2 separate regions of the Mus musculus genome follow, and region 1 is linked to region 2. A link is a loop called in an ENCODE intact Hi-C map of the cell type or tissue named here. Cell type or tissue: left cerebral cortex. All regions are shown on one strand. Each heading gives the region's core, and the rest is flanking DNA. Links, peaks and the distances in the headings are about the cores only. Region 1 has its middle 5.3 kb from the start of Wdr19. Region 2 holds the start of Gm32374 (a long non-coding RNA gene).

The links. Hi-C counts contacts between places; a loop is a spot of excess contacts. Peaks named below come from ENCODE experiments on the same cell type or tissue, not always from the same donor. Only the 100,000 strongest peaks of a DNase experiment are listed, where the experiment ranks them.
Region 1: it touches region 2 in a loop (2.4-fold over the local background); 1 of 42 quality-filtered maps calls a loop at or near these places.

Annotation. Positions count from the first base shown.
Region 1 is chr5:65,192,894-65,195,810 of GRCm38, forward strand. No RefSeq gene overlaps it. Among named protein-coding and RNA genes, the nearest start is that of Wdr19, 5.3 kb to the right of the region's middle. In left cerebral cortex, for the core only: no CTCF peak of the experiment used is centred there; a DNase peak (open chromatin) is centred at 1,752.
Region 2 is chr5:65,018,900-65,021,816 of GRCm38, forward strand. It overlaps Fam114a1 (family with sequence similarity 114, member A1), which reads left to right. Exons shown (of 14, transcript NM_026667.3): 8 at 2,703-2,826. Gm32374 (a long non-coding RNA gene) reads right to left here and starts at 1,233. Exons shown (of 3, transcript XR_003955930.1): 1 at 1,199-1,233; 2 at 1-419. In left cerebral cortex, for the core only: a CTCF peak has its summit at 1,243; DNase peaks (open chromatin) are centred at 1,054 and 2,644.

The sequences.
Region 1 (2,917 bases), core at 285-2,784, 170 kb after region 2:
GGGGCACCTGGCAGGTGCTACCTCAGAGCATCAGGAGGGAACTGTCACAGGTGTCTACATCCACAGCTGCCTTGCTCAGGCTGGCAACTTCTAGAAAGTCCTCGATCAGCCTTTCTGGCTTTATTATTAATGTACATTTCTAGTCTGCTTCATGAAGTTATTCTTTTCTTCCATTTGAGAAACAAATTCAATTCTTGGCAGTTTTGTTGTTGGTTTGCCGTAGGATCTCATGCGGCCTCTGCTGGACCCAGATTCTTAGAATGGATGCTGCCCTCGAACCCCTGATCCTGCTGCTGCTTCTAGTCCCTCAGCCTTGACATCACAGAACTACATACTGGGAATCTTTGCTGCCTGAGAAAAAACCTATTCTGTTTGAGATCAGAACTATTCCAGCACTTGAGAGGCAGAGGCAGGCAGGTATCTGTGAGTTTGAGACCAACCTAGTCTACATAGTTCCAGGATAGCCTGGGCTACATAGAGAGACATTGACTCGAAAAAAAAAATGTTGGGCTGAAGAGATGCCTCAGCGGTTAAGAGCACTGACTGCTCTTCCAGAGGTCCTGAGTTCAAATCCCAGCAACCACATGGTGGTGTAAGACCCCCAATGCTGGGCCTCTGCTCAAGTCCCGGGATGAGCTGGCCAACACCCCAACATCTCGAGAGAAAACCACACCTGATGCAAACTGCAAGAGGTTTTATTATCAGCTAGCTGAGGACGAAGTCCCTCCGCCGCGCAGGGCAGGGGAGTTTGACCCCGAGCAGTGACAGTAAGGGGCTTTTAACAGCTAGCTGAGGAGTTGGGAGGAGTTGGGAAGAGTTCTTCTCTTCCGGGTGTCCTTGGTGAAATTTACAAGGCAGGAGTGGGGAGTGAGTTCTTTCTGAATTTTTATCTCTGTGTCCTCGGCACAGGAAGGCAGGCATCTCTGGTTGTACAGTATAGAAACAAAAAGGCTCTTTGCTGGCTATAGAGAACAAAGAGCTTCTTTCTAGCTGTATTTTTAGAGATCAGGGAAAACAAGCTTGGGGAACATCCAGGGGTTTTACCTTCCAGGGAGAAACGCTCTAAGTCGGGGTCTCACAGTGGCTCACAACCATCCGCAATGAGATCTGATGCCCTCTTCTGGGGTGTCTGAAGACAGCTACAGTGTACTTATATATAATAAATAAAATAAATCTTTAAAAAATAGAAATCCAGAGAATCATAAAAACCTATACTCTGTTAAGTGAGAAAATCTAAAAGAAATGGAGGAAAAGAAAAAGAAATTCAGGGCCAGATGTTTTTAAAAACAAAATGAGGGGCTGGTGAGATGGCTCAGTGGGTAAGAGCATCCGACTGCTCTTCCAAAGGTCCGGAGTTCAAATCCCAGCAACCACATGGTGGCTCACAACCATCTGTAACAAGATCTGATGCCCTCTTCTGGCGTGTCTGAAGACAGCTACAGTGTACTTACATATAATAAATAAATAAATCTTTAAAAAAAAAACAAAACAAAAACAAAAAGCAAAACAAAATGATTAGAACCCGGTGCACTGACTTGCATTGGTGCCTGTGGTAAAGACGACCATAAATTCACTGTGGCTCTCCCCCTCAAGAGGTCTGGTGTATATTTGCATTCCTCTTGAATCTGTGCTGGATGCACACCTTGCTTAACCAACAGAATGTGGTGGGCATGGCTTCCTGCCGCTGGCGCCTTCCAGCTTTGCCTCCTATGACTCACTTGTGGGAAAGGGACTCCCTGACTCAGACTCCAGCTGCTGTGATCCGAGGAGCCGAGCCATACGGAGAAACAGCATCCAGCAGGCTATTTATGAAGAAGCTTTGACCACCATCCCCAGGACACTGCTTAAGGCAGCCACTAGCATCTAACATCATGCGCACGAGCTATCTTGGATCCAAGCACTACACCCACAAGAGTCACACAGAGAAACAAAACCACACAGAGCCCGGTCAAACGTAAAACTGTGCAAGAAAGTCATGCAAAACCAGACGCTAAAATCACTGTAACTAGTTTTCATGTTGACTGACTCTATTGGACTCTACTGGGAGAAGCTGAAAATTTACCACTCCAGACTTCTATCCATAGAGACATAAACCTTGCTTCTTACATGCACTGTTTTAACCTTTGTGGTAGAGCACATACCATCCAGACTACCCTAGCACACTTATTTATAACTACTAATATGACTATGACATTTGTATGGCCTGGTGAAACAAAACTATATTCTTATACTAAAAAAAAAAAAAAAAACCCAAAACCCTTAAGCTATGCAGTAACAACATACTTGTAGTCACAGCTGTTCAAGAGGCACAGACTGGAGAATCATTTCAGTCCAGGAGTTCAAGACCATTCTGGGCAACCCAGGGACATTCTGTCTCAAATAAGACCCAAGTCCACACCATTTTTCACCTAGAAAACCCCTTCCCTCTTCATGCTCTCTTATTGTGTATACTTTTTCTCTTCCTTTCAAATTAAACTGTTTGCTCGTTTGAGGTAGGGACATGCCTAAGTGTCACAACTTGTATGTACACGTCAGATGACAACTCTCTCTTCTCTTCTTCCACCATGTGGAACCCAGGGACTGACCTCAGGTCATCAGAGTTGGCAGCGAGCACTCTGACCTGATGAGCCATGTTGCAGGTACACTTATTAGCCAATGAATATTTGACACAAGGATTTGTCAACATTATCACATTTTGAAGGTACTTGTCATTGACATTATTTTTTAGTTTAAATCTACTTATTTTGTCTGTGTGGGTATCTTGTCTGTATATGTGTCTATGCACTACCTGTGTGCCTGGTGTGCACAGAGGTCAGAAGATGTCAGATCCCATGAAATTGTAGTTAACTAGTGGTTGTGAGTTGCCATGTGGGTGTCTGGGCATTGGACCCTGATCCTTTCAAAGAGCAGTCTGTGT
Region 2 (2,917 bases), core at 245-2,744:
GTTTTTCTCCATTGACAAACTTTGATCCCGAGGCAGGAAGGCTGAGTTTCCCGGTGGGATTCTCAGTCCCTGAATTTCTACTGCATCCTCCTCTATGTCCCCTCAGGCTCCAGCTGTCCTTTACCTCAAACTGCCATGCACAAGTAAGTGAGACTCTTTTGTTCCAGCTCCACACATTCCCCAATGCAAGCAGCTATCTGGAGTCATCTTCTAGGTTCACACTGGTCTCAGCACAGCATGGGAAAGAGGCCCACTCAGTAACCTGGAGAGTGTTCTAGAAGGGGAAGTATCCCATGTGTTCTGCAGCGGCCCCTGTGTCCAGGTCTTTAAAATGTATTGGATGTCACCATGACCTGATGCCTGTGGTCCTCTGAGTCCCGTCAGCCCGAGGAAACAGAGAGGACACTCCCATTTGAAAGCTGTGGACAAGAAAGGATGCTCGTTGTATCCGCTGATATTTCGTTGGCTGAACCTCAAACATTACAAGAGAAAGGGAAGGAAGTATTGACGCTGGAGAGCTAGCTCTGTGGTTTCAAGTGTGTGCCACAGTCTTGAGAACTGGAGTTCAGACCCTAGAACCCACATCGTGGCATGCACACCCATACCACAGCAGCAGCAGCACACATGCCACAATAAATAGATAAGTGAATAAATAATACAAAGGAATTATTATCAATGATGTTGCTTCAGATCGATTCTAAGACAGACCTGGCAGTGCGGTACATAATCAGTGGGAAAATCTCATCATTTTGTTTCCATTACACTCAGTTGCATTTTTCAAAATTTATTTTTATGGGAAAGGGGCATAAGACACTCTGTGTACCCTTGTGAGGAATGCATGATTAATTATGATTAATTCTTGCGTCCGACTACAATTCAGTGCACGCCGCTGTAGCAGACTAGAGTTAAAGAGGGAGAAGCCGGAACATGCAAGTGAAAAGAAGGCTCTCAGAAGGCCAAAGCCAGAGGGGCTGGCCAGGAGCCACAGAGCAGGGCACATTTCTGCTACCTGCCGAACTGCATGGCTAATGGGTTTTGTGTTGATTTCCTGCCAAGCTTCCTCCCAGAGCCTTGGGCAGGCGCACAGCACCCAGTGATGTGCGTAAACCTTAGGAAAACAAAGCCTGCCAGCCCGGATGCCCTGGCTGACTCCTAGTCTGGTGTGCCAATTTACTAACACATGGACAGTGAAACCTACCCCAAGGAGGACGGAGCTCAGCTAGTACTCCCTCTAGAGGGAGAATTTGAAGTGCAGAATGAGAAACCAGAAATGAACAGCTTTACAGTCACGCCTCATTTTTATTACGATGTTCCATGACCTGTGACCGATTTGGAAATTTAGATTAATCTTCAGAGGATGGCCATCTGTACTTGTTTTGAAGTCTATGCAGAGGGCACTCTCCAAAGAGAGACTCTGAGCAGAGGTGATGTCAGTCCAAGCCGAGGCTCCTCTCCCAAGCTCTCCCTGCACAGCTTCCCAGTTCAGTGACTGTTCCCTCCTGCTGACTGCAGTGCCCTTCCTCCATGTCCATTAGGTCTGATACTGGCTGTCTTGAGATTCCCTCCCCTAGAGCAGAGGTTTTCAACGTTCATCACAACGTGACCCTTTAATCCAGTTCCTAGTGTGGTGGTGACCCCAACCATAGAATTATTTCTATGCTTCATACCTGTAATTTTGCTACTGTTGTGAATCATAATGCAAATATCTGATATGCAGGATATGTGATATACAATCCCCCTTCAGGTTGAGAACTACCATTCTAGACAATGAATTATCAGAAAATGAAAATGTATCTTGGACATTTTTGTAAACTCCGTGTAAGTCATGTCTAATCTAATCATATGTATATATATATATATATATATATATATATATATAGAGAGAGAGAGAGAGAGAGACAGAGAGAGAGAGACAGAGAGAGAGAGAGACAGAGAGAGAGACAGAGAGAGACAGAGACAGAGAGATATGTATGTGTGTGTATATTTATACACACATATATATACATATATATGCATATGTGTTAGATCTTTTATTTATTGAGCAACACAGTGTTTTAAGTCAGTTCTTATGCTTTAGTGACCAAAATGGCCTTAAAGGTAAATGTAAGCAGTCCCGATTATTCAGATAAAGCCAAAGCATGGGAATGTAAATTACCCAAGGTCAGCAGTAAGCAAGTGAGGAACTGATATTTGAGCTGTGTGGAGGGAGTGTTTTTAACCCCTGTGATCAATGGGTTCCTGCCACCACCACTGTTGACCAGGGCCTCTTGCTTCATGTTTATTGTTTACCACACCAAGGATCCCAAGGAAGTACAGATCCTGCTTTAAGAAGGAGACAGTTAGTCCTGTGTGGTGGCTCGTGCCTGTAACTGTAATGAAGAAGCCAGGGCAAGAGAAGTTCAAGTTCAAGACCAGACTGGACTATTTAATCAGTTCGAGGCCAATCTGAACTATATACTGAGATGTAACAGCAACAGCAATAACTACTGAATGGGAAGGACTGAGGCCTGGGAGCCCACGCTGTGAATGGGCAGTAGAGCCAAACGCCCCCCCACCCCCTGCCCCCCACCTCCACACTATGGCTCGCTCAGGAGCTACTGGGAAAACTGGAGGCAGCCATATGTAAATGCTTTCCGTGGGAAGAAACGATGACAGTTAAGTGACCTATTTCTTTCTTTCTATTCCCTTTTATTTTTCTCCAGGTTCAGTCCTTCTTAACATCCCTGGATGGAGAGAAGCTAGAACTCTTGAAAAATGACCTAATTTCAATCAAGGACATCTTTGTAGCCAAAGAATCAGAGAATGAAGCAAACCCAGAAGAACAAGGTAAAAAGCAGCAACAAACAGCGAGGTAAACCAGGGGCCTGGGCCTCAGACACAGCGGCTGAGACAGCCTTAGGACAGGGTGGGATGGACT